Regions from separate parts of the Mus musculus genome. Here regions 1, 2, 3, 4, 5 and 7 are each linked to region 6. A link is a loop called in an ENCODE intact Hi-C map of the cell type or tissue named here. Cell type or tissue: left cerebral cortex. All regions are shown on one strand. Region 1 overlaps Gm27243 (a long non-coding RNA gene). Region 2 has its middle 5.8 kb from the start of Gm42260. Region 3 has its middle 86 kb from the start of Gm31085. Region 4 overlaps Gm27243 (a long non-coding RNA gene). Region 5 holds the start of Fbxl4 (F-box and leucine-rich repeat protein 4). Region 6 has its middle 11 kb from the start of Pou3f2. Region 7 has its middle 110 kb from the start of Gm42260.

Evidence for each region. Peaks named below come from ENCODE experiments on the same cell type or tissue, not always from the same donor. Only the 100,000 strongest peaks of a DNase experiment are listed, where the experiment ranks them.
Region 1: a loop joins it to region 6, with 9 times the contacts of the local background. A loop is called at or near these places in 5 of 42 quality-filtered maps.
Region 2: a loop joins it to region 6, with 4 times the contacts of the local background. A loop is called at or near these places in 7 of 42 quality-filtered maps.
Region 3: it touches region 6 in a loop (4-fold over the local background); 6 of 42 quality-filtered maps call a loop at or near these places.
Region 4: a loop joins it to region 6, with 11 times the contacts of the local background. A loop is called at or near these places in 15 of 42 quality-filtered maps.
Region 5: it touches region 6 in a loop (2.9-fold over the local background); 2 of 42 quality-filtered maps call a loop at or near these places.
Region 7: it touches region 6 in a loop (3-fold over the local background); 13 of 42 quality-filtered maps call a loop at or near these places.

What each region holds. Positions count from the first base shown.
Region 1 is chr4:24,239,972-24,243,971 of GRCm38, reverse strand. All of the region lies in intron 1 of Gm27243 (a long non-coding RNA gene), which reads left to right. Among named protein-coding and RNA genes, the nearest start is that of Gm27243, 190 kb to the left of the region's middle. In left cerebral cortex, no CTCF peak of the experiment used is centred here; DNase peaks (open chromatin) are centred at 376, 1,381 and 1,932; H3K4me3 peaks cover 344 bases; H3K27ac peaks cover 1,312 bases.
Region 2 is chr4:22,016,193-22,020,192 of GRCm38, reverse strand. No RefSeq gene overlaps it. Among named protein-coding and RNA genes, the nearest start is that of Gm42260, 5.8 kb to the left of the region's middle. In left cerebral cortex, a CTCF peak has its summit at 2,079 (motif pointing left); DNase peaks (open chromatin) are centred at 2,085 and 2,545.
Region 3 is chr4:23,598,618-23,602,617 of GRCm38, reverse strand. No RefSeq gene overlaps it. Among named protein-coding and RNA genes, the nearest start is that of Gm31085, 86 kb to the right of the region's middle. In left cerebral cortex, no CTCF peak of the experiment used is centred here; DNase peaks (open chromatin) are centred at 466, 812, 1,181, 1,600 and 1 more place; H3K4me3 peaks cover 511 bases.
Region 4 is chr4:24,152,858-24,156,857 of GRCm38, reverse strand. All of the region lies in intron 1 of Gm27243 (a long non-coding RNA gene), which reads left to right. Among named protein-coding and RNA genes, the nearest start is that of Gm27243, 280 kb to the left of the region's middle. In left cerebral cortex, a CTCF peak has its summit at 2,236; a DNase peak (open chromatin) is centred at 2,237.
Region 5 is chr4:22,355,875-22,359,874 of GRCm38, reverse strand. Fbxl4 (F-box and leucine-rich repeat protein 4) reads right to left here and starts at 2,332. Exons shown (of 9, transcript NM_172988.4): 1 at 2,194-2,332. In left cerebral cortex, no CTCF peak of the experiment used is centred here; DNase peaks (open chromatin) are centred at 1,244, 2,122 and 2,269; H3K4me3 peaks cover 1,578 bases; H3K27ac peaks cover 1,483 bases.
Region 6 is chr4:22,475,141-22,479,140 of GRCm38, reverse strand. No RefSeq gene overlaps it. Among named protein-coding and RNA genes, the nearest start is that of Pou3f2, 11 kb to the left of the region's middle. In left cerebral cortex, a CTCF peak has its summit at 2,005; a DNase peak (open chromatin) is centred at 2,009; H3K4me3 peaks cover 2,014 bases; H3K27ac peaks cover 1,860 bases.
Region 7 is chr4:22,130,193-22,134,192 of GRCm38, reverse strand. No RefSeq gene overlaps it. Among named protein-coding and RNA genes, the nearest start is that of Gm42260, 110 kb to the right of the region's middle. In left cerebral cortex, a CTCF peak has its summit at 2,325 (motif pointing left); a DNase peak (open chromatin) is centred at 2,302.

The DNA.
Region 1 (4,000 bases), 1.8 Mb before region 6:
TATATATAGAGAGAGAGAGAGAGCAAAACTATTAGATACATTGTTAATAATGTTATAATATTGTTAATAAAATAGTTATAAACTATTTTCTAGTAATGAGGAAACCAACAAACCAACATGGCTTAAAACCCATTTATGTACTCTGAATCTGGACTATTTCCCTGGGTTCTAAAAGCTGCTTAGAGTTGCTGCCTTCCTGTTTGATTTTAGAAGAGTGATCTGTACAAAGAATATGAGAATGTTCTAGAAAATGTATTAACAGGGTTTTAGGATAAAAAACCCCACATGACATGTAAAACATGACAAATCTGGCAGAAATAGAACCTCAAATCCCTTTGGCTACCTAGCCACATAAATCTACCTGGAGAATGGCTGTTGGTCTCCTCTCTGACGGTTAAGTGAAGTGCTGCTGATTCTTATAAACCGTAATGTGACTATAATGTAGACTTAAAATAATCTTTCTTAAATGCTGTTTAGAATGACAGAAAGAAAGGAATGCATTGATTAGGAAGCTGTGTGGTGACATGTTAAAGGAGGTAACCATGTATTGATTGTCTCACATAACCTTTTTGATGATGCTGAGAGAGAGACAATGCAGGATGCTTCAAGAGATTCGAGACTTATATCTTCAAAAACGTAACTGGTAACATTTAACTAACCAGTACTTGGTCCTAGGTTATCATACTACATTTCCTTTTATTCCCTCCTTGGTGTGTTAGAAATTTTTTGGCTTCCTTTGTGGGCTTGCAGTTGTTACCTGCATTAAAAAACAACCACCCATTTCCTTCCGACCAGCTGTTCATCCCAACACCATTATCACTTGTAACAGGGAGACTTAAGCCATTTGTGTGTGTGTGTGTGTTGGTTTTAACTCAATTGTAAAAATGGAGGCTTTATATGTGAAAAATCAGTTTGTGCCAGTTTTGAATAATGGAGATTATTCTTGTGATGTGATATTTAGTGACAATAGCTTTAAGTATGTCAATCATGGTAGGAATAGAAATTATAACCAGATTGATTGCTCAAAAACCCGAATTTAAAAAGTTTACTGTACAACAAAGACTTCAGAATTACATTGTTATTTTTTTCTTCAAAATCAATTTCTGAGAGGTTCAAAGATCAAATACTAGAGGCAAAGAAAGTCAGGTGAGTCAGGCATTTCATTCTTTACTGTGGCTTTTCACTTCGCAAACCTAGCATGACCATGGTTTGAAATGATGCAAGTGAAAACAGTATTTCAAAGTCTGTTTCCTTTTCAAAGCTGAAAAATCCACTTCAAATGATGGCTTACAGGTAGAAGTGACCTCGAACTCTTTCTTAGAATTTGAGTTAGGTTTATACGTGCAGGTAGATGATCTTTGGCTTCACTTTAGAATTCGGGGTAGAGATTCTGGAAACTGAATAGCCCTTTATAGGAGCTCAGTGCCTGCTACAGTGTAGCTGTCAGAGGCGACTGTAACTGTGGCTGTGCACGACGCTTTGCATCATATGCATTTGCTTATTAATCTGAGGTGTTTAGCCGTACAGTTGTAAGATAATAATTTCCAAAATGGTTATTTATGTGGACTATGTTAAAATATCCCACCTTCTTCAATGATCTCCACCTCCTAGCTTCCATTTTTAAAAATAAACACCTTAGGCTTCAAGCAGCATGATTACTTAATACAAAAATAAAGACAAGAGCTGGGAATGTAACTCAGTGGTAGAGAACGTGCTTAGCTTGCTTTCAAATCCCCAGTATTAACAAAATAAGAATAACCAGGGTAAATGGCAGGGTCCCCCTTTCGCTAACCAGGCCCCGTTAACATTACATTCGACCACATTAAAATGTTCTACAAACTCCATGATAAAAATCTGAATCTCTGAAGGTTGGCAAGAAATCTGGCACAATGAAGATAAATCTCACTTGTAGATTTTTCGAGGATTGAAACACTTCTACCTCACCATGCAAAGAGGAAAAGACACATTTGCAAGCTATTGCTCAAGAAACACATTTACATCTGAGTTGATGCTATTTGAAGGTTTTAAGAGGCACAGAAATGATACGTGTGCCTCACCACTCCAGACCTCAGCAAACAGATCCCACGTAGTGAAGTAGATGAAAGGGTGACGGGCACAGCACACTTTCTTATACATTAACACTTTCAATAAAAGGGGAAGGCAGCGCTGCACAGACTTCATGGATTTAACCCAGGATTCTACTCACAAAGGAAAAGAACATACTTTTAGGGAGAGTGTTGGCTCTATCTAAAATGATAGCATATTTTAAATAATGCAGGGATTATATTTCTGTAGAATCAGAATTGGTCATTTTGATGTTTGGCTTGACTTTCTAATACTTTGTATTTTTCTTCATACTAAGTTAAATACTGCAGAATTCTTATTCATCTTTTCTTTATCAGAATTCATGTTTTTAGCTATGAATCCTCATGTGGCTATTTGTACATTTAGAATTATAAATGATAGATTTTATTTTTCTACCATATACTGAAATGTAGGCTCTTGGATATACAGGTCCAGACTAATTTTAGAACGGGAGTTTAAAATTTCACAGTTCATTATTAATCTGCAAAGCTAAACATCTGAGCTAGTGATTGAATTACTAAAGAAATTCTGAAACAAAATGCTCTTAGCTGTAAGTCTGGTCTCTGTAGGTCCACTTTTAGAATTGCTTGTGGTTTATATGGATTATTTTTAAGGGAAGTACTTGTACAAAAGTTCAAGGGTGTGATATTTACATGTTCCCTTTACATAGCACACAACCTGATTTGTGAGGAAATGAAGGGAATTTAAATTAAAATTTTAGGCCATGAATGTAAAATTGCTGAGTATTTTGACATAGCACAGGGTCGGGGAATTTTTTTTTAAAGTCATCCATATAGTAGTGGAACTTTTAATAAACAATAGTTCTAAGACAATTTCTTTATGGAAACAGAATAGTATTTATGGAGTGATATTGTGAGTACGTTAAGTAAAATGAAATAAGATTAGCTTTATTCTTCCTATAGACCTTCAGAGGTTTAGTTGCCTGAATTACCACTTCTTCCAATTTGGTTTTCACTCCACTCAGGCATTTCATTAACCTGTTCCTGGCTCTGTCGCTGGTCTGCAGAAAAACCAGGCAGAAGCTTTTCTGAACAGATTGTTGACAGTGTTCGCTGTCAGATGTGTTTCTGAGTCCAAGGGCTGTGGTTACATTAGAGTGTTAGAGCATTCATGTTCATTTTGGTTAAATGATATCATATAAGTTGATGCTATCTAATAATATTTAAATAAAAGTTATGAGGTAGTATTAGATAAGAAATATTTTAAGCAGTAGTTTCTCTGAAATTATTTTGACTGTTTCAGATCTGGAATAAAGACATCAACATTGAGGCACATTCCTAAATTTTGCTACTTATGCAGTGAATTATTGGATTTGTAAGTAAAACTTTTTGTAAAATGGTTGATTTCCTCTCCAAATTAGGTGTAAGGTGCTCAGAGGAAGGGCATAAAACATTGTAAGCAGATGTAATCATACATTTCCCTGGGTATAATAAAATTCTCCTTTTCATTCATTAAAACGCTCAGTTCTATCCTGGTGAAATAAATTACATGAATAAAGTTGGCACTGAAATGCATAAAATATATTTTTACATTAAAATTATATTTACTTTGGATTTTAGTTTGATATGTTTGCATTGCTCAATAGAGCATTTTGGTTCAGGTAAGAGAACTTTAAAATCTGCACTGGCTAAAAACAAACAAACACTCTTTGAATTTGAAATTTAAAAGCACTTCATAGTTGTGTGGTTCAGGCAAAGGTTTAAAAGTCCAAGGCCAACTGTGAGTCCATAGTTGGAAGCTAATCTAGGCACATGAAAGTATCTCACAAAAGAGAAAGTCAGAAAAAGAGAGAGAGAAAAAGCAGCATTTTGAAGTTCAACTTTCTATCCAACACTCTTTGGTTTGAGTTTATTGGTTGTTATCCTTCTGAATGAGAAAGAATGTGCTCACCACT
Region 2 (4,000 bases), 460 kb after region 6:
CAGCATAGGGAGAACAAAGCAGAGACGGAAGTGCCACTCAGGCTTGCTGGTCACCATCCTAGCTATAGAGAGAGGCACTGTCTCAGGGAATGAAATGGAGTGATAAAATATGCCAGATGTCCTCCTCTGGCATGTGCACAGGCCACACACACACATATGCATACATCATACATAGACACATAAACACACACAAAGCACACATCACAATAAGATCAACTAAAATTAGGGGAGCAATTAAAGTAATTAGGGTATATCTATATGAAATTTAATATTTTCATTTAAAATTATAATTATGAAAAATGGTATTGTCGTGGTAAATTCTCGTACTTTGTTCTTCCTAATTGAGCAATGCGAACACACGACTTGAGGCTTTCTGAGCCCACTTCCTTTTCGATCATCAGGAACAACAGCACTGTGCTCATTAGCTTTAAGACATGTGGGTTGGTTTTATTTTCACTATCTCTGCAAAATCATAACTTAGGATGATTTCTAGTTAATTAGTAGTGTTTTCCTTTGTCTCTTACCATATATAAAATGCATCTTAGAACCTACCATCTTTAAGCTTAACAGCAAGGTAAGTTCGAACTCTAAGTTGTGCTGAGATGGACAATGAACCCATTTATATGGTTAGCATATAATTGTAATAATAATAACAGGGATAATATAAGTGGATAAACTAAAAAGTGGTACATAAAGACAGACAGCAATTAGCAATGTATAACTGTTATCAGATGAGGGTACTACTACATGCATGTGAACAACCTCTACAGGAATAGTCACCTACGTGCTAGGGTAGGCCAAACGACACTAACAAACAAGCAATCCCAAAACACGCAAACACACTTCTCTCTTTCTTTTCATGTCTGGGCTTCATATACTGCACCCTTTTCCATCCACCAAAGCGGGGCTTTTAGCCCTGATTCCATATCACATGGAAATCTTTACAAAATGCCAATACCTGGAATTCCATTTTCCTCCCTCTCAAATACACACACACACACACACACACATACACACACACACACACACCTACCTCGTTGGCTAGGATGCTGACATGGGAATTTAAAAGCTCCCTAGATACTTGATCTATGCACCCATGTCAGACAGCCACTGTATTAACTTAGAAGATATTTGGTACTAAGTGCCATTCCAAGAACATAGCAGTGTGACTAGGGGTCTATAGTCAGTGAGATCTGCATTCAAGGTCCTATTCCTCCTGTTGACAAGCTAAGTGACAACTGTTTAACAGCCCACAGCCTCTATGTCTCCATTTGTATATCTGAAATAATGCCTAGTTTATAGGATTGTTTGGGGATAATGAAATGTCAGCAAATCAACTAAGCACACATATCTAATACATAAGTTATTGTGGGTATTATTTTATGTCCCTTAAGGCGTGTACCCAATGATTTTCCTGTAGAAGTACCTAATAAATATTCATTGGTTTGAATTTGGAGACTATAGAAGGACCCTCCCATGAGACAGAAGGGCATAGAGATGGGAAATGAAAGGATGTCACAGAAGGGCCAAACTCATAATTCAACCTCAGCCTGTCTGTGCCTTCCACGACCAGGACACAGTAGTGATGATATATACTCAGTCACAGGACAACATTCAACCCTACGACCAACAAGGAAAAGACTCTTCCAACACGATACCCTCTTCAGCCTCCTAGGTAAGTAAATTGTCAACTGATTAGCATCTAATAATTTGGTAAGCAGTGTGGTATGAAGGATCTTTAGGAACAACGGGTGTTAAAACAATAAGATGTATTTTGTTCTACCAGATGCAGTGTAAAAGCCTTCCTTTCTCTGGGAATAAACCCTGACCTCAAAAGCTGAGCATACAAAGAGGCACCATCTCCACTCATCTCTGGGCTGGGAGACCACCATCCCACACTTGCCACGCTCCAGTGATAAGCTGTGCTAACAAGAATGTGCGGGGAAATGAGACCCAGGTCCCATCCCTCCCATCAGGAGCAAATTTTTATTTCTTGACTAAATAGAAGCTCTCTGGAAGCAAAGCAAAATGATTTTTTAAAGGAAACAAAACCAGATTGCAAATCATTTGCTGCCCTCTTGTGGTAGCATAGGGTCCTATCCTGATGCTTCTCAGAAGATGTGTACTAAGAGAGTCCACTGCTGCGAAGAACCAGAAAACAGTACCTCCTGCTGCTCACATTCACACCACTGACTCTTGGAATCAGGCTAGTTCCGTCTAAGTTAGAAGCAGCCCAAGAGCATCTACACTGTACCCTTAGCCTCAGGAAGACAGAAGGGAAGAGGGAAGACAAAATCTGGTCTTAGTTTCTTTCACTTATCCTAGAGCACCAACCTGGGTTTGGACTCCCTGCCTAACTCGCCTAACAAGCTCTGGTGTAAGAAAGGAGAAAGACTACAGACTGTTCCCTGGGGTACTTCTTTCCGGGGAGCGGGACGTGGGGGGGGGGTACAGAGGGCAGGGGGTGGAGCCATAATGAAATCTTGGACCAGATCAACTGTGAAACCAACCTGGGCTCCAAGGAATAGCGGGGAGGCAGGTCTAAGCTGGGAACAGATGGTGTGCTCCCTTTCCGCTATAACCCAAGTTCGGTTCTCAAGAGAATAGACCTGTGAGGAGCTCCGAGAATTGGTTTTGTCTTTAGGAATGTCGAAAAAGATCCTCCTGGACTTGGAATATATCCAAGGTGCAAGTGACAGCCCCTCGAGAGATCAGCCTGTGCTAATGAAAGATTTAAGATTCCCCTGTTAGCTCCCACATCATTTGCAACTTAACTAGTGACAGGCAAATGAACGCGAACAGATATTTTTTTAAGTTATTACATTCTTAAAATGTAAATGAAATGTCAGAAATCTTACAAAAATGCAACCACATATGTGAATAATCTAAGGGAAGAGAAGAACCTTCATAAAACAGTATCTTATTTACTATTGCTTTGTATTGATATATCAAAATATATGCGGGGCACAGGGGCTCTTAACATAGCATCCTCTCTGATCCCACTAGTACGTTCACAACAGAAAAGACTGCTTCCACGACCATTTGATTCTAAATCTACTGAATGTAAAATTTGACTGGTTTATTTTTTTAACTTGGTTAACTATTCTGGCATTGCATAGGGATGGCTTCATATTAATAATTCTTCTAATGCAGAATTCATGAAAGTCACACCTGATCGTATCTGTCCCTACCAGGACATTCATCTAGCCCTTGTATTCTAGAATGTCATTGTTCAATATGGAAGCCACTAGCCATGTTTATCTTTTTTCATTTGTATTTCAAAATGCCTCCCTTGCTGGAGTTACATTTTAAGTATTCAGGAGGCAAGTGTGGCTACTGTATTGGACAATACATCTTGAGAGAGTATTGTCTACATAGTAATACTCCAGAAAAAGATCAACATTAAAAATTCAAAATATGATTTCAATAAAATGCACATCACTTTCATACCAGTACAACGTTGAAAAATGGTAGATTGAACCATAACTCAAGGTCCATCTGCATATGGGTAATATATGGTCTCTTATAAACAAATGGTTGTTTATTTTATATAAACTATTCAGTACTTGTCCTGTGGGATTCTTTTTCCCCTAAAGAGTCATGTGCTAGAAGCTTAGTCCCCAAGTAAAATGGTATTTAGGTAGAACCGTCAAGCAGTGGGTATTAGTGAAAAGTGACTAGGTCATGGGGCTTGGCCTCCATGATGGATTAATAAGAGAATGGGCTGGGATTCTCCTTATGTCAATGTGAGGCCACCCAGCATAGTTGGCTGGCCCTATGGATGGCTGCTCCTCTTTATGATTTCTGCCATGTTGCTAGACAGCTAGGAGGTCTTCACTAGAGTTTCAGCATCCGACTACTGAGTTTCCAACTGATCCCAACAGCCACTAGATTCAAACTATCCTTATAAGTTACCTAGCATTTGTTATTATGCTACAGCAACACAAAATAAGCTAATAAAAGTTACTGTTCTTCCTAAACATGCATCTAATTGAAAAAT
Region 3 (4,000 bases), 1.1 Mb before region 6:
ATGGCATAAATACACATCCTCTGGTGAATCATTGTATCTCTATTAACAGAAAATTTTAAACAGTGCTCAGAGTGTAATTAGTGTAGTTGATAAAGTTGTAAAACATGTAAATAAGGGAAATAGCAGGTACGTGGCCAATCCAGTATCCAGCACTAGGGGATGCAGATTATTGCCTATTTAGAAATAATTAGCAAAGCTGCATTAGCAAAGCCTGTGTCCAACAGAAGCAAGGCAAACATTTATTCTGGTAACAGCAATTTCTGTGCTAGCCATGAAAATCTACTAATATTGGTAATTTAGCCCTCATTACCAGAGGATAAAGCATGAAAAGAGCTCAGACATGAAATATGACAAGTAATATTAATTTTTATTCCAGAGGAAAGGAAGCTTCCTTGGGCTGCATGCTGATTTCTCTGCAGGGTCTCAGCAGTGCGTGCAGAGGAGGCAGTGGGTATCTGGTAGTTGAGAATTCAGGATATGGAGCTGACTCCCTGCTGGAAGTGTACCCTGGGGTGGCTATGACAGTGGCTGATGAGGCATGCCACTGTTAGTGCCCAGCCAAACCTCAGGTCACAGTTCAAAACAAGCACTCAGCCATTAAACTTCAGTCCTTATGGACCTATGAGGGTTTATGTCCCCATTTCTGCTTGCTCCCACCCTCCCTGCTCCTCTTCTTATTCTGACTTTTTTTTTTTTCCTCCCTGGGAAAGATTTTGCAGAGCTACACCGGCAATCAGATTGATTTTTTGTGCTTGCACCGCCCTCTGCAAATGCTTCTGATAATGAGCCGCTGCTGTTGTTGGAGGGGAGCCTGTGGGAGGGCTGGTTTCAGCTGTGTCTTAGCTCTGTCCTGTGCTCCGGGTAAGAAATGATCCTCTGACTCATATGCATTGAAAACTGTGGCACTGAAGAATATTACCCTGCGGCCAGGAATTGTGAAGAGCAAGAATTTGGAGCTTGTTTTACAAATACACTTCCTAATGAAGAGATATGCAAAACCACCGTTAGTTTCGGGACCCTCTATTCATTTTTTTCCAGACAGTGGGATAAAACAGCAGAACGTCTGGGGAAGAGCCGCCTTTCCTGCATTAATCTCCGCTTGTTCGCGTGTTCTTTGTTTTATTCTTGAACCATAAAACTGTCTGGAATTAAGAAGGGGTCCTATGTAACAGAGCATGCTTTGTGGTGTTTCTAGCTCTCAGCATTCCCTTGTTACCTCTGCTGAACATGGGGTTAAATATTTTCAGGCACACACATGGGAAGTTGCTTTCCTCAATTTTCTAAACTGAGATTTCCTTCGTTCTAAATTGAGTTTTAGGGAAAAATATATTCGGATTCAGTCTGGAATTCATAGAACATCCAAAATATCGCTCATGGCTTGCACATGTTGTATATTTCAGAAATTTTTTTTAAAAAAATGAAGATGGCATATTCATAAACTCATTGAAATAAACATATGGCTCACCTTCTTTTTCAAATATTAAAATTAGGACTTTTATTTCTAATTTCAGATGTGATGAAGACTCAAGACCATTTCCTAACCAGAGCATACGATGGGTCAGTGACGGTGTTCTTCATTGCTCCAGCATCTTCTGTTTGTATATCATCCTAAAGAGTCTAACTGAACTTAGAAGCACATTGGGATGTGAACTATGAACATCATGGTGACTAAGAAAACCAGATATACCAACACATTCTACAACACATCTGAATACTGGCCAGTACTCGTAGCACAGCTACATGCAGAATGCAAAAGTGGATATTTACGCAGTATATTTGTTTTTTCCATCTAAAACTGGCTTATATTGAATTCTGGATTTTGAGAGTATCTTTCTTTCCTGCTTGCTTGCTTGCTTGCTTTTTTTTTCTTTCTTTCTTTCTTACTTTTTTTTTTTTCAGTTCTCCCACTTCTGGGTCAAACGTGCATTTCTATATATTGTGTCAGTCAAACCTACACAGCAACTGAGCGATAGCAAACTCTAAATTGTGAGGGTCTACCTTTCATTTTCTTAACATGGCCTACTCCAAAGACATCTTTCTTTTATTTAGTATCACCCTATCCATAGTTGAAATGAACACCTGAATTTCACTCAGACGACCTTTCTTCAAGTTTATGTTTTAAAAAGTTCTCTGGGCCTCTGTTTCTTCAACTATGAAATTGAAACTCTCTCCTTGTTTACCAGGGGTTTGGATGAGAATTTCTGCCATACCACATTGTGAAATACTCTGCAGACTGTGAATATGGCGCCGATTAGTGTTTCTATGATCTTCCTCATTAGTATTTACATGATATATTCACTGGACAGAGTTATGACTACATCAGTGTAACCTCTCAAACACTTGGCCATTTGCCTAGGTTTTAAGATGAAGAGCAAACACCCTCAGAGCATGTCATAAAATTGACCTCTGATTGTGCCTGTAACTTGCTGATAAATCTGCTGATTCATAAATGCAATTCCAGTCAACCAGCCAGATGTTTGTTCTATGGGATGCCAAATTGCCACTTAATCTAATTTTCTCCAGGAAATGTACTGTATGTATAGAGACTATATAAACAAAATTAATCATTAATTGTTATCATTTTAAATTCATATACATATTCTATGAATACACATATTCTGTTAATATACGTATACATATTTCGTATCTGCTGCAAAGTGTGTGCTTTTTGCATCTCAGAGAGACACTTTTCATATTATGTGCACTGCACTACCTTCTGAGAAGCTGCCTAGAATGTCATGTCCAAGTTGCAGAGTTTACCCAAGGGAAGAAGCTAAAGAATTCCCTTTCTTCCTTAGGAAATCCCATGTGGAACATAGGCATGATTTGAATGATCAAAGCTGTTTTAACCCTTTGTAGAAAATCAGAGTAATAATAGTCGCAGAGAGCCTAATTTTGTAGTTTTCCCTGTGGTTTCTGGTGTGCATCAAGCAGTTACTATGTGGAACTGGTATACAGCTGCTGTTAACTCTAGCACCATGCCCACCACATTCACTACATTGACACTGAAACATCAATGTGTGCCAAGATCTATGCAAGGGCAGAAGGCACTCAGGGGAAACAGGAGGCCACATGATCCCTGATTAAGTGAGCTGTTGTTACTTTTCTTCACATATCTCTTCCCTCTGCTCTTATTGTTCCCATCACAAAGCGGGTGAAATAGGTTCAACAAAGAGGATCTTCAGACTGGAGTTAAATTCAAGCACAGGAATCAGTTAATGGGAGCATGAACTTGCAAGATACCAAACCCTATTTAATTTAAATCCACTTACTGATTTCTAACCCTGTGGCATCTACAAAAAATAGTGTTTTGTTGTACAGAAGTTGTAACCACATATTTCCTAAATGCTAATTTAATCTTAGTTGGAAACACAATTTTATATATTTTCTTGCATGCAAAATTGTATGTGGAGAGAATAAATTCTGTCTGCCAAGTATTTAGGCCAGTTTTATTATTTCTCTTATGCTTAAGCATCTCTTTCAGAAGAGGCCAGTAACTCATAATTTTGCCATTGTTGACAGGCATCCTGAACAGCTTTTCAGAATCTCTTCCCCATTACTCATCTAGTAGAAGGATAAATGATATTTTGTATCACTAGATCTCTCTGTTTGTGTCTGTCTCTCTTTCTCACTGTCTCTTTGTCTCTGTCTCTTTGTCTCTGTCTCTTTGTCTCTGTCTCTTTGTCTCTGTTTCTTTCTGTCTCTGTCTTTCTCAGTGTCTCTCTTTGTGTTTGTGTCTCTGTCTCTCTCTCTCCTCATGGTCTTTCTTCCATTTAAATTACAGACATAAAGTGCCCATTGTAAATCTTTCAGGCCTGAGAACAGTATAACCTACAGATCACACAGACAGCCCACTGGACAGAATGGAATGGGAGTGGAGGAAGTTTTTGAGAATAAGTACACATTCCAGAGGTCCTGGAACAGTTTTTGTTGGCTCAAAGTAGTTCATTAATGCTCATCCTTTACTGTAGAAAATGGCTAATTTGTTCACTCTGAGAGT
Region 4 (4,000 bases), 1.7 Mb before region 6:
GTTGTAATGCTTGGTTTAACTTTGTGTTCTTACTCTTTGAAATCTATAATTATTTGTGAACAAAACATCTCTTGGTTTCTTTTTTTTTTTATTTCTACTAGACACTATAAATTATGCAGTATGTTTTGGTACAGGAACACAGTGGCCCTGAGCTGTAGGGTCTGGAGTTCAATTGTGAAAGCAACTGGGTCTTACAGTAGAAGCTGTAGCAAAGAGGTAAACCAAGAGAATAGGAAGTAGGGTGTAAATGTTCTTCAGTATGAGTCCCACATATTGGTTCTATATGTGTGTGTCTATTCTGCCTATGATAATATTAAACAATGATGGCCCAGCAGAGACCGGCAGACCTGTATAATCCAAAGCATATTTTTTCAACTGTGATCATCTGTGAATATGGAGCTTTTTTGCTTTGAGCTCTCTTTAAGGGTCACACTGGAAGCTATGATTTTTGTGTGACACGCTGGTCACTTAGAATAAATGTGAGCATGAAGTTACAGAGATTCTGAATAAGCCTGTCTCTCACTTCCTCAGGGTCACTGTAATGGTTTGTATACGCTTGGCCCAGGGAGTGGCACTATTAGGATGTGTGGCTTTGTTGGAGTAGGTGTGTCATTGTGGGTGTGGGCTTAAGACTCTCACCCTAGCTGCCTGGAAGTCTGTCTCCCACAATAGCCTTCAGATGAACATGTAGAACTCTCAGGTCCTCCTGCACCATGCCTGCCTGGATGCTGCCCATGTTCCTGCCTTAATGATAATGGACTCTGAACCTCTGAACCTGTAAGCTAGCCCCAATTAAATGCCCTTTATAAGACTTGACTTGGTCATGGTGTCTGGTCACAGCAGTAAAACGCTAACTAAGTCACCCTCAGCATTCCCTAGGAAGAATCTCCACCAATGTGAAGAGGACAGATGGGGACCATTGTTCAAATCCTGAGATTTGGAGAAAGAAGGGAAGATAATCAACAGGAGTGATTTAATCTAGATTGACCTCTAACATCGTATCCCTATGTTTTAAGAACTACTGTATGAAATTTAAATGAAAATGTGAGAAGTATCTGAATGCATGATGTCACTCAAATTCGTTGTGCCTCCATTTTGTAACCTTTATAGAGCAAACAGTTCTGAAAGCCTTCAGATACCCATAAGCTATGAGGGTTTTGATTGGTCCTATGGTATATTTTCATTATGAGGTACTGCAGGAAAAACTAGAAAGCATGGAGTGAACAGCTTAGCCTTCTCTTATATATTTAAGTGCCAATTGTTTCACAAGTTAGGGAGACATCAAATGCTCCTTCCTTTATGATTGGTCAAGGGCAACTATACCAGGATTCAGAGACATGTCAAAGTCAGCAACTTATTAACCAGAGCGGGAGGCTGAGTGTGAATGTGAACGAGTGAGTGTTGGGCTTAGTGCTGATTTGTTGGTTATTAGTAATACTGGAAATCAGGTGACAACTACCATTAATTAACGCTGTCCCTGTTTTTACCGTCTTTAATGTGCAACTATAAAGACGTCAGGGAAGCAAATGATCATTGTTTAGGAGTAGGGAAAAACAGATGCCAAAATTCCCTTGTCAAAGGATGAAACTTTTTTTTTTTGTGTTAGATTGAAAGACTGGTCACTGTTGAAGATCTTCGTTTGTACGTGTCTCCCCTTGCTTCAGCGGAAGTAAATCACGATGAAGAGAAAATCACAAGGCTGAGACTGATGTTGTTTGGATTAATGTGTATAAGCCACGCCTTAGACACTAACGACACTGGAAGTATGTGTGGGTACCTTGCAAGGAAAAGTAGGAATGGTTCAAGCAGATGAGGCGTTCTTAGTCTTTTGTGTTTGCTATACCTTTTCAAGCATCAAACGGTGACACTCCAGTGAACACCGAGCTTTTCTTTGTAAATCAATTCGCGAAAATCTTGAAAACACAGGACAAACTTTTTTATTGAAAACCAAAGCTTCATTTATCATCATTAGCTGAGCTCAGTCACTGCAGATGGTGTTTAAAAATTCAAAGCTCTAAATTGAAATGTTTAAAAAGTAAAAACAGCAAAAAAAAAAAAAAAACCCACAAAAAACACTCAAACCAAAATAAAGCGATAAACAGCTTACCTTTTCAGAGGTGGTGCGCGAGTGTGCCCATTTTTAAATGAAGAAAACGAAGTCTGTGCCTGTTGAGGTCTTTTAGTCAGCCTGCAGGTGATTGTACTCTGAGCTGCCTGCTCACAGTTCCTCAACCTGCTGCCAGGTGGCGCTGTGCGGCAGTGGGTACCGTGCAGTGTAAGGCATACAATGTGGACTTTCAACCTGACATTTGATTGTATTTCTGACCCAGTAACTGATTCTTCTGGAAGAGTGAACATCAACTCAGTTTTACGAATATCCAGATCTTCTTTTATTAAATGGGGTTAATTTCTACTTTTGGTGAGAAGCTTCAGTATTGGCGAACACATCTTAAAGAGTCAGCGTTTACCAGTATATTATGTCTTTCATTCTAACCGGTGGCTATGTTCTTAAACATATTCTGGCTTGAGTATAAGGTAACATAAAAATCAAACCTTTTGCCAGTACTTTTTTATTTTACTTAGGAAGAGTCAGTCCAGAAGAATTTAAAGGCAGTGGATACATAAAATGTACCATGGCTTACCGTGTAGTATAGACTTAGGCATAACAGCTTTTTTTTTTCTTTTAGGAAAATCTGTGTACTATTTTCCTTCTCTGATTAGATTTTTTTGTCATTCATAAAGTGATCAATGTTCTTGTGCTTTTTAAATCCTGATTATGATATAATTTGCTGTTTTCCTTGTTACTTGAACAATCCTTCACAGAACCTCTGAAAATGGTTGACAATCACACTAATACTGATCCTTATATCGCCATGATAAATTTTTGATTATTACATTTAATAATTATTGTTAAATGTGGCCTCTTTTCTGGAAGTTTCCTCTGTATCCCACGGTCATGATCAAGACTCAGGCATAACTTCCCTCTCCGTATTAACCACTGAAGAGGTTGCTCTGACTTCCAAGATACTCTTGGATTAATGATAAGGAAGTTTTCTGGCTCAATAAGGTAATATATATCAAATACAAAATTATTACAAATATTTGCTTTCTATTGCCATTGCAAATTTAAATCCTCCAACATATGTTAATGGATTTTTGATTATGAAACACTTATAAGAAATATATCAATGTTATTCCTTTGGAATTTTAAACGATAGTGTTTCAAAGAAGCCAGCCGTTTTGCAATCTAAATGAAATGGAGCCATTTTAATATAGTGGCCAGCCTTCTTATATCTTCCTGTTAGAACCACGTAGGCCTTACGGTGGTTAACAGGACAGCTGAATTTATGGATGTGAATTGGTTACAATGCAGCTTAATGATATCCACGGTTTATAGAGGAAACTGCCAGGGAGAGGGGTCACATTTAACAATAATTACTAAATTTTCTATGCAAAATGTATTATGCCAATATAAGGAAATCAGATCAGTATATGTGTGAGATTATTAACTTGTTTCATAGGGTTTATAGTGGGCAATCTTTGTGTTGAATGTCAATCAATATGGATACTTTTAAAGGAGTTACTGAATATTCATGGTAGTATGACACACATGAAATGAAGAACGTTTTGTGTGAGAGCTATGGTTGCAAAGAGTTTATAGCTTATGGATGGTAGAACGTTTTAATTCAACAGTGCTCATGGAAGTAAAGGATGCTTGCTTCAGAACTGCTGAGTGCAGAGGGACGATTTGAAACCAGGTCTTTAAAAAAAAATCAAGATCTAGGCCTTTTCCCTCTTTCATCGTAAATTAGGCTGTGCTCTTCTGCATGGCAGGGACTTGTTTGCACACATCACTTCCTAGGATTCATCACCATCAGTATTTGGACTGGTGTTTTTGAGACAGAGTTTCACTTTGTAGCCCTGGCTATAACTAGCTCTGTAGACCAGGTTGGCATTGAGCTCAGAGGTCACCTACCTCTGCCTCCTGAGTGCAGGAGTG
Region 5 (4,000 bases), 120 kb after region 6:
CTTCAAACTAAGACTAACTGACACCAAGCAAAGAGACATAAGAAATAAGAAACAGCTATTCACATGCAGAAATGGCCTAGTAATTTCACATACAATAGAAATAAATGTGTAGTGTTCTAAATACTAAGAGAGAATTGGCTCAGTATTAGGTTGCTCCTAAAATAATGAGCCAAAAAAGCCTTTGAAAGGTAAGATGGCATGTGCATCTATGTAAAGACACATTCACCAGTGATGACTACTAAGTAGAAGCTGCAGAAAGCTATACCACACACTATATGAAACACACGTATACACATTTCTATCTGGAAAGAGCAAAGTACTAAGCAGTGATTATTATTTACACATCTACTACATCAGCACAGGAATTTGATTCTGTTTGTGATACCTTGTTGGAATGGTGAAACTCAAAGGGATATCTGAGAGCTTGAGCATTGAGCTTGCCTGGGCTGAAAGCAGGTATAGAATGTTGTTATGTTATCACTGATAACGGCCAACAGGACACTGCACACACGAAGAGAAGATCCCAAGTCAACAGACGTGCGACTGGGAATCAGTTTCTATGTGGAACAACTCGACAGGGTAAACGGGGTGAGCAAAAAGACAGCTTATTTAAGAATTTGGCCATTAATTCACCTGACCAAAGGAAAGGCAAATTTACAAATTTCAAAAACTGGCAAGGCATTTTAGAGGGAGGGGCGAGACACAAGGGAATTCAACTCAGTGCAGTTCTTCATACCTTTAGCCCCATCTCTCAGGGGCCAGGGCCAACAAGACCTCTAAGAGAGCCCAGCCAAGGCTACATTGAGAGCTCTACCTCAACACTCAAACACAAAAGGAATCCAACCTGCCCTCAACTAAATGTTCATTACAAAAATATCCACTGATGTTCATGATATGTCAGACAAGGTTTGAATCGCCACACACTGTAAAGCTGGAGAAACAAGAGCAGCATGGCATTACCACAGGAAGTAGGTCACTGCTAGCAGTTCAGAAGGTCTCAAGAATACACGGGCGCCAAGTGTTCACCATATACCAGCACTTGACAGGAAGAAAAAGAACAGAACTCGACAAATTGGGATGAAGTCATTGGCCAGTAATAACCAAGAAGGCACAGCATTATTTATCTCACACCAAAGTTGAGTAAGACAACAAACCATGGGGCACGTGCACGGAGGGGGGTGGGGGTTAGTCACAATCCATATTATGAAAGACCCAAGAGGACTCCAAACTTAGAACAGCGAAGACGGCAAATAGTAACGCTTCCAAGCTGAGAAGACTGGGCAGTGGCTTGGTAAAGATTCGACGACCATATTTGAAAGCAAAACATCAGCTGTAAACAACACTGTAAGACAGCAGCAACAGGACCACAAACAACCAGGTCTTAGGCCCTGACCTCTCTGACTTTGAAAACAAAGACGGAATAGGGTTCAAAAGAGCCAAAACGTGGGACAGGAATTTTTCAAATTGGTACGCAAGTCTGGAAATAATGGAATTCAATGACTACTCAAGACTGTCTAATTCTTAGCGCCACTAGATGAGACTTCACTTCCACCCAAGACTTACTCCAAGACAGAGGAGTGCGAGGGACCCTGTACTCATTAATCGTGTAGGACGAGAGAGTGGGCAAGATAAGCAGTGTGCCTGCCTTAGGATCTCCTCAGAGTGTGCGCAGGAAGCAGAGGGAGCAGGTGGCTCCCAACAGAGCAGACCAGTGGGCCACAGCCAGCTAACTTCCTGACCCTTTGTGGATTACAAGTAGAACTGACTGCTGACAGCTCTGGGACTAAGAGCACTTGGGAAGCCGATGAAATGCAGAACCAACCCCATCGCCAAACATAGTTGACAAGTGGCTGGGCCCACCCCAGACGATGGAAAGAAGGCTGCAGCCTGGCATCTCCTGGCTCGAGCCTGCCTGGACAGAAACCTTCCCGCGTGAGAGGGAAGTCAGGGCTGCGCAGCCTGCAGGCCCAGCGTCCGCAGCTCGCCGTGAGCGTGCCAGGCCCAAGAGAGCCGCGACAGGAGGCGGCGGCACCCACGTCCGGTCTCCGCCAGCACAGCGGCGCAGCACCATAGGCACGCGTGGGCCCAGAGCCTCCGCCCCGCGCTCCCCAGAGTGGCGCGCGCCCGGCCCCGCCCACGCCGAGGGGGGAACGTCGAGACCTTGAAGAGGGAGGAAGGAAGAAAGCGCCGTACCCTGCAGGGTCCGGAACTGGGCGAACAGAGCTTCGCCGCAAGCCCGCAGCGTGGGCAGCAGGAGACGGCTCCCAGTATCCCGTGCTGCTGCCGCGGCGGCGGGCCCGGCCCAGCGCGACCCGGAAGGAAGACCGAGGCCGGGAGGCGGGGCGGGGCCGGAGGCGGGGCGGGGCCTGGCGAAGGGCGGGGCCAGGGTCGGGCTGGCTGCTGCCGGATTGCCCTGGTTGTTTGAGCTGATTAGCCAGGCCAGTGGTGCTTTAGAAATGGCCTGTTTGCTCGGGGACTGGCAGCGGGTTGCAGAACCTTTACGCTACTCATCCTGCCAAAGATAGCCCTCCAGAAGTAATGTAGTTCTGCTGGAGCTTCTTCGGACTTGGTGACTCAACCCAAGTATTATGCAAAAAAGCACTTCAGCACAGGAGCACTAGAAAGAGAACTTCTAGAGCAGTAAAAGTTCTCAGCAGGCACAATCCACCAATTAATATACAAATTCTTCAGCCCTCAGAAACAAACCTTCCCTGCAGGCGCATATTCACCTGACCACCTGTGATGAAGATGCTGTCACGGGTCTCCCTTAAGTCTCCATTTCTTTTCAAATGAACCTTTCTTCAGTTGTCGTTACATCTGTCTTTCCACAAGGTTTCCATTAATAAAAAAAAACTTTAAGATTTATTTTAATTTTTTATTAATCTGTGTGTGTGTGTGTGTGTGTGTGTGTGTGCTGTTCATGCGCACACATGTGTTCAGGTGCCATTGAAGGCAGAAGAGATCAGATATCCTGGAGCTGAAATTACAGGCATTTGTGAGCTGTCAGAAGTGGATTCTGGGAACCAAACAGGGTCTCTGAAAGAGCTGTCTCTCCAGCCCTATTTATGGGAAACTCAATAATATGCTGAACCACTCATGATTTCCAATTTTCTCTTGAAGAAGCAAAATAGAAAGAATACTTGTTAATTTTATGTTACTTTCTTTTCCATCGCTGTAACAAAACATCACAGCCAAAACAATGAGACTTGGGATTCCAGATGGTTAAGAATCACTTACATACCCGGAGCACTGCAGCAAGCACCAGGTATGGTGGCACAAACAACTAAGAGCTCACATCTCCAACTGCAAACAACGAAGTACAAAGAACCAACTCGAAACAGGTAAGTCTTTGATCTGTCAAAGCCAGGCCCAATGACTGACTTCCATCAGCAAAGCCATACCTCCTCCACCTCCCCAAACAGACCAACTAGGAACCACATATTGAAAGGCCCCAGCATATAAAAGTATCTCATCCAGACCACCACATGAAGTGAAACAATTATGCTATGCTGTGTAATCTACACAAAAGTGAAATTTTAATCAAAAACTTCAAACTCAATTTCCATCTTCCATTCTTAACTGTGACACTATCTGGTGAGCTAGGTTCTAAAAGGAGAGGGTTAGAACTGGGTGTGGTGGAGCATGTCTTTAATCCCAGCCATTGGGGGGCAGAGGCAGGCAGATGTCAGTGAGTTCAAGGCCAGCAGGAAGAGCATTCCATCTCTTTAACACCAAGGGCAGCTGTGAGGTCAGCTTGTCTGTCATCTCAATCTGTTCATCACAGAGTTTTTGTAAATCTGAATATTTATTCTAAAATAAAATCTGTGTTTAAATCATGCTAATTTATTAAAAATAAAAAACCTGACCCTTTTATATTTTCTGATAAGACTTCAGTTAATGCGTATAAAGAACTCAAACTCCATTTAAACTACAGAAGTTACTCATTCTAAAATGAAGTGTGTGTTTTTAAGCAAAGACCTTCATTTAGTCTTTTATTCAC
Region 6 (4,000 bases):
AAACAGGGATGCTTCTATTTACTCGCCTCTGCCTGTGGATTTCTAAGACATTCAGCAGGCACAATCATTAAACTAATTTGTATTTGATTGTTTGGGCGGACGGAGGGTAGTTTTATTGCGCTAAGCATTCAAGCAGGCACGCATCGCTGATTACCAGTATACATTAAATAAAGTTGTTTGTACACATTGTCTTACCACATATAGGCAGAGGCTTATTATTCTAATTACTCTAATTAGTGCATTGAAATGTTTTCTACTTGATTTGAGGAGACAGTGATTACTTCTATTACTTCTTTTAGCTCGTATTTTATGGAAAACTATTGATGCATGCTCAAATTACTTTATTTGCCCCTCGAATATAAGGCTGACCCAAACCCAGTGAACTGCACCGCCCTTATGGGGCCCCAACTTTGATGTGGGCCTCGGCTTGGAAGAGGCAGCTCTCCTATTTGTTGGTTTCCTCCTTCAAGCTCAGTGTTCTCCCAAGGCCAGGCCCAGTCCCCTATCCCAGATGCGCACCCGGGTCTCGGACCCACGGACCGAGTAGGGCATGCGGATCCTAAACCTTCTTGGATGCAGCGACTCTGACCTGCTGGCCTTCCAGTTTCTTAGGCGCGATTTACTTTTAAAAGACTCCCTTAAGCATATTTCCCGTGCATCTACTTCCGAAGCTTTAACGTGACTATTAAATTGATAAGATCAGCTCATCAAACATACTATTTCGATAGGGTGTTGTAATTAAAACCTTAATCCTGTTTGAGACTCTTTTTTTCCCTTTAAATTCCTTTTTCTTAGGGAAGGGGTACAAAGTTCACTATAAAAAAGTATTATAACAGGGAGATTAATTCGTTATCTAAATAACAATCTTTGCTATTGATCCAATGCACTTTTCGCCACCTTTTGTGTTAGTTCCGTAAGCCCTTAAAAAGGAGAATCTGACAAAGCAAAAGATTTGGACCGAACTCGCAAGGCTACGATCTTCTTGGGAGAGCTAGGAGTCTGAGGCTCTCTCCTCTCACCACAGCGGGGGAAGCAGCCCAAGAGTGTCCCTGCTGCCCTGAATGTGCCAATGGGGCAAAGAAGTGCTGATGCCCGCGGCCGGCTCCTCAAAGTCCTCTCCCCTGGCAGAAGGAGGTCTGCTCAGTCTCTGGGTAAATACTCCACTGGTTCTGATTTTACTTTTAATATTTAAACTCGGATTATCGTGTCTCTAAATGCGCGTTCCTAACCTTTGAGGGTGGCTGAGATGTAATAAACACTGGCGGGCAGCAGCTCAGCTTCTGCTGGCCAAGGCTGCCGCCTCCCGCTCCGCCCGCCCTTGGGCCCCAGTCCCCCCACCCCCTACCAGCGGCCCTCCGCCTCCCCCCCCCCCCCCCCTGGCAGCGACGGCCGCGCGGGAACGAAATCAGCGCCTCCCGGCAGCTGACGGCTGAGCATCCAGGGCTCCTGCAGGCGGGGGAGGCCGCCCTTTATCCCAGCTGAAGAGTCCTCGCGGGCTGCAGGAGGAGACGCGCAACCCCGCGGTGGCCCTGAGGAGGAGGAGAGAGCCAGGTTTCCTGGAAGCAGCGACCTCCGGACGTGGGAGAAGGCATCAAGGGGCGCGGGGGACCGCAGAATGAACAAGGTCGCTAGTCTAGGTGGGGGTGGGGTGGGAGTGGGAAGTGAAGACCCTGCCCAAATATAAGCCTCCTTTAAAAGAGGTCAAGGGCCTCTGAGAAACCGGAGACTTTCTAAAGCAAAGAGGCCCGTTTGCTCCCAAGTCAGTTCACAAGAGATTTTCCTCAGTTGTAAGTTTACCTCCCCCCCCACCCCCCAACACCCTCCTTTGGCCTCTCTAACAAAGTCTTCTTCCCCCATGTCCAGACTTGTTATGAAACAAAGTCTCCCAGGATAGTTTAACAGGAGAATAAAGGACACCCTAGACCCCCTCCCCAGTACATCTGCTCTCACCCCAAGATTGCAGCCTTTAGCCGAATGGAACTTTGGCGCCCCAAAGTGGCATCCACTTGCAACTACTCGTGATTTTACAGTCTGATCCGTTCAAAAGTTGAGTTTCAGACTGGAATGTGCTTCTCCCCACTCTCTCTGCATGCTTGGCCTCATTCCTCCTAGAAAAGGTTATGAAGGTGACCCCACGCGCATGACTCATACAAAGGTTTCCAAATGTCCAGTCTGGGCTCCTTAGCAGAGGTTTGAAGTTTCACTGGAGAGGACAGAACATTTTATACTAAAAGTTACCGCAACAAAGATGAGAAGGAAGAGATGTACCCCAATATTTTGCTCCTACAAACTTATCTGTCAAAATCAAGTATTACGTGCATCAGAGAACTCTCAGCTTCTCGTAGGAATCAAAAGCAGAGAATCAAGTTGGAAGCCACGGTTAATGACGAATGTAGCATTTTAACCAAGTCAAAATTTGACCTCGAACATCTTTTTATACAGAAGGCTTGTTCAGTTTCGAGTTTAAAGGTGATTTTATTTAAGGCGTTCGCTTGAACAGAGACACATTTGTGAAAGAACCGTTGAAGTGGGGGAAAACATCCACTTCCCAAATTCCTAAAAGAGCTCTCAGTCTGCTTCCTTCGGAGCCAGTAAGTTAGTCCGTTTCCCACACTGTGTGCCGTTTTCACCACTTACTCTGCCTTTACCCCAGGTCACGTCAGGAGGGGACATGCATACACAGGAACTGCAGGCAGCTCAAACTTGTGGTTACTGGATTGGATAGGCTTGAGCGACAGCACCTCAGCCCTCCTCCACCCCTTCCCCCTCCCCATAGTTATCAGCCAACAAACATCTGAGAAGCCCTGTGGTACTTCCAAATCCATTTCTTCATGTGCAGGCTGTGCATAATAGCGCTTCTTTAAATTTTCCAGTAGCATTTATATAACATACATGGAAGCACAAAATAAAATGGAAGTCTCATATAGAAAGTGGTCATTTCAAACTCTAGTGAGGCCTCTGCTGTGAGGGCCCAGCAAGAAATCCCTTCAACCTAAAAATAAGGCTACACATCTTTGCATCTACTGGCATAGGAGGAGGAAATGTGGAGATAGCCATCTCAATTTTCATATATGGGGACACTCTACTGATTCTGACTACTTAGACCACCATCCACTAGACTTGCTTTTACAATGCCTAAGCTTGAGGTTGTGGTTAACACCATTATTAGAACCACCAGCGCCGGACTCTAGTAACTGTAACAAATGTGGCTACTCTATTATTATTCTAGGGAGAACTAGCTTGCTACTCTGCAAACCATTCCATTTCTTTATGCCAGCCAACTTAACTTTAACTGCACACTTCTCTGGTATCTTTTATTGCAGCCTGAATCAGTTATGAAAAGAACTCTGGGTTTATACACGCAAAACCAACCCAATGCAAGCAGCAGCACTGACCGCAACAACAGCTTAAACACTGTGGACACTGCTGATGGGTCACACTCTGCTCTCTGGGTTTGGATCACACAGGAGCCCTCAGCCTACTGTGTTCTAAACGGGGAGCCTTGGGAGGTACTGTTCTACTCAGGAACCAGGCCCTGCTCCCCAGGGACCCCTGTATGGAGCAAAGGGGAGAAGTCCCTGCTGCCACTGGGAAAGAGAGACGGTGGTCTGAGACAGTTCTTCCCTCCTGGCAGCACAGTCCCAGGAGCCAGAAGGTTTTTGTGCTGGTTGCAAGTGGCTGAGAAAAGTCTTGAGCAAGGCCTTTTGTTGGTCCCTGGAATGGTTGTGGGTGGCCAAGAGGGATCTGCACAAGCTTCTATGCCAGCATTCTAGGGCAAAAGTGAATGAAGGCTTTTCTCCTGTTAGAGGTTTAGCCAGTGGGTCCTGAATCCTCCACATGCTTGTGGTAGGTGTGCTGAGCCAGATAGACTCTTCTCTCCTTATGTGGAAAGCCTAGATCAGGGGACCTGTCCACTCTAACTCCCATCCCCGGGGGGAACAGATGGAACTCCGTGTCAGCATCATCCAGCGCTCTTGGTGATGACCAAACCACTTGGACG
Region 7 (4,000 bases), 340 kb after region 6:
CTTCAGCAAAGCTACTCTACAAAGTCACTTTGGCAATAAGAAGTATTTAATTAGATTAATGAATTTTTATCGCCTCTCCCAGGGATTAGGCTTGTTAAGTCCTGGCGACCAAAGAACAACAGATTTTTTTTTTATTCCTAAATGTTTGGGGGATGCAGTTGTGGGGCTGCTGTGGCAGTCCTCATGAGTCAGCCTGCTCTGGGCAGTTCTACCTGGGGTCCCTTGGTAGGCCAGGGATATCTGGCAGAGACAACCTGCGCTGTCAGTTGAATCACAGAAATCAAAATGCAAATGAAATCATGTGCATCCCAGGCAGGGCCTTTAGGCAGCTGTCTTTCTGTCAGAGGCTGCTGCCTCACTGTGCCCTGAGAAAATGTGTCCTGCTTCCTTGATTTGCAGGTGGTGAAAAAAAGAAGGCCCTCCGACTGGTACACTCCGAGCTCTTCACTCAGGCATGGCTATGCAGAACCGGTTCCTCAAGTTACTGATGTGAGGACTATCAGGAAGAGTGACTTCTCTTTTTCCAGGAGCGCGTGCTATCGACTGAAAGCAATATACATATGTAAAATTATTTGGCATATTTCTCTAGTTAATGCTTTGAATTGTGGCAACATCTTTCATCTGGAAACTTCAAAGCACTTTACAAAACCCAGCTACATTTTCCCCCCTGTCACATTCCCACAAGGCGGTTTTTAGGCAGGGATAGCCCCATTTAATAAATAGAAGAACTGAGGCACTAAAGCACAGATTGGGGTGACATAAAACAAATCAGCCCCACAACAAAAGGGCAGGCTTGTGATGTGAAGACCCTCATTCTTTCAGAAGTATGCAAACCCAAACTTGATCACAGAATCATCTCTCTGAACTGGAGACAGTATCCCAGAAGGAGACAGAAACAGGGATTGGTCCTAAAAGGAAACAGGAGACTTCCTGAAATGATAAATTTTTTATCAGAGCAGAAAGGGGAAAAAAAATTTAAAAAGTGAGCTGGCGACATTAAACGAAGCTTCATGCGACTCAGAGGGAAAGGCACACTGAAATATTAACAAGGAGGAATTCCCAAATTTAATCAATTTGTAAACATTTAGAGCTTATTATACAACACGCGTAGTGGCCATATTATTTATTACCTGAACTGGGACATTTGCGGGAGTAAGGGGGATATATTAATAGTCACATTCGCTGTGTCTCCTTCATCTTTGCAGTTAGGCTGCAAGCAGTGCTATATCATCTCTTTAATAAGTGTTATCATCTCAGCTCTCTCCAAGTGTTACAAAGTCCTCGCAGTGTGATGAAGAAACTAAAAGTTTCTTTAAAACCGAGGGTGGAGACAAGCTTTCCATAACTGTAAAATATAAAACTGGATGTGTAGCTTTCTTCCCACCTAAACTGAGTCTTCTCTTCCCTGACTCCAGGTAGAAGAAATGCTGCCTTACAACAGATCATACAGACTAGTTTAAATCTGATTCTTCGCCTTTACAATGTTGTTATCCAGTGTTCTCTGTATTGTCTGGGGTTTTAGCTACTCTAACTCAAGCAGTCACAGAGGAGGAGCGCTGGGTGTGGTGGCGACTGGATACACAGACCTCCTCTGCTTACTACCCTAACTCCATTGATGGTTGCAGAGACAACTGAGAGTCCAGGTCCTGCTCACTCTACTGAGAAAGCTAAAAGAAGGCACGGTGGAGGCCCTTCAGGGACGTTCTGCTTCAGCGCTCACAGTAAGAACCAATGGCCGCCTCTAGAACACTTCTGTTCTCCCCCCCCCCACCCCACCCCACCCCCCAAAAAAACCTTCCGACCCAGGCCTACACAGTTCCACTCTCCTGGTGCATGCTTTCTCTCTGCATATTCTTATCATTCTTCATACCTAAGAACTGTTGCGTGTTAGAAATCTTCATTTGTAATTGGAGATGTGGTCCAAGAAGGGAGATGTGGCCAGTCTCCCCATTCCTAAAGACAACCTGCCAAGGGCAATGGTTCAGCAATGGAGACACAGAGGCAGGAGAAGGGACAGACTTTGACTCGGCCTTACACCTACATGAAACCAGGAAGAAGAAACAAATATGAGACTGTCCAAGCGTGTGGCACTTGTGCAAGAGACTACATGCTATCTTTCTTTCTTTCATCAGCAGCTAGCTGCAGTTTAAAGCCAAGGAACAATTGCATTTGTGCTGATATCACTGAGCACTGTGTTTGAAAGGCAGGTCTGATTCATCACAGTAGCCAGACCTGTCCTGGTTTGGAGAGCTCTTCCTTCAGTACAAGACAGCTGAGAGACTACAGCCAAGCCTTTTGTAAGCAATGCTGATGTCAGACTACCCCCTGCTGGCCAGAAAGAAAAGAAAAAGGAAAACAGGTGCCTATCACTGGGGGCAAGCTGGATACAATCACAAGGGACTCGCCTCACCTTCTATTTTATCTTAGCTCTAAAGAGCACGACTGCAGAGATGACCACTCTGAGCAATCTAGACAAGATTTCATCATAGGGTCACCATTCATGCCAGGGACTATGGGATTGAAAAAAAGAAGAGTAGGATTTATGAAAAATCTAAGCTGGATTTCAAATTAATTGACTTCAAATCAATGAATAATGCAGTTATTCTCTCTCTCTCTCTCTCTCTCTCACACACACACACACACACACACACACACTACATACTTGAAAGCATTGACTAACCCCCACTACAAACCAAGGTGAGACTACTGATCACTAAGCCATATTCACAAGCTCAATACACCTGTTATTAGGACATAATAAGAGCACCAATGTCCTCTGCTACAAAGGTGTTTCCTCAAGTCCAAGGAAAAGCCAAGCAAACTGCAGCAACTTGCTGAACTCTAGAGTCACACCATATAATCTAAACCAATGTAGATTCAGAAATAAACATCTATTTCTGGGTTTAGTTTATTTAACTGCTTAACTTTATTTGGATACTCTAACTTTTTTAGACTTATGGAAATTTTCATACCAGTTTTCCCAATTTTAAAACACAGTAAGTTATGAAATTAAGTACAAACTCAATGAAATTGATGAGAATTCATCTGGCTGCATCCTTATCACAGAGCAGTCATAGCTAAGACTCCATGACAATAATCAAATAGCCTGTAAGAAGCGCTGATCTGCCAGGTTCTAGTTTGCTTTCTTTAAATGGACCTTGCCCCTAGCCTTGAACTTGTCAGGCAATAGTACTGAAGACAGGTTATAATGAGCAGTGTGGCAGTGCTCTCCGTATTGTTGGAAAACAGCTGTAACCGATTAATAGAACTTCGTGCATTACAAGCTCCTTTGTTGTCCTTGGCTTCGGGACAGCTCCAAAAACCTTAGCACTCCACTTAAAGTCCATCTAGTTTCTGGGAAGATGGTACGTTACTAACACAACCGCACATCCACTCATTAAATCCAAGGCTGGGTCTTAACTGGGCAGAGTGAACTCGAAGCAACGCTGTCAGTTATAAAACTGTCCATCTGCTAATGGGCACCCGCCAGCAATGGCCAGACCTACTCTCCACGGGGCAACAGAGATTAGAGTTCTGGGATGGTGGCAGTTTACATCATCTCAAAGAAAAGGAAGGGGAGGGCCAATGAGAAGGCAAGTGCTAACTTTACCGTCAACATTTCTTTTAAGAGCAAGTAAGACCACCATAGGGATCAGACATCAGTAAACTCAGGAATTTGACAAAAGATAACTGTCTACAACTTGCCCTCTCCCCTGTCTGGTCTTCTCTTGTTTAAAGCATCAGGGATAGACACTTCCCTTTAAACTCAGCTCTGTGTGCATACATCTATGGACACATGCATGTATATGTCTACCCGTCTTGAATGTTTAGTGACCTTGCAGTTCAGACAGAGTCACAGCAAAGGTTCTGAAGCCACAAGTTTCGAGACTCCATACACTGCACTGAAGAGTGTGTGTATTCACCATGAGTGCAGGCACGTGGATGAGGCAAAACTTCATCTGTTTTGCCTTTATCTGTCTCCCTATGAGGTAAAACTGGG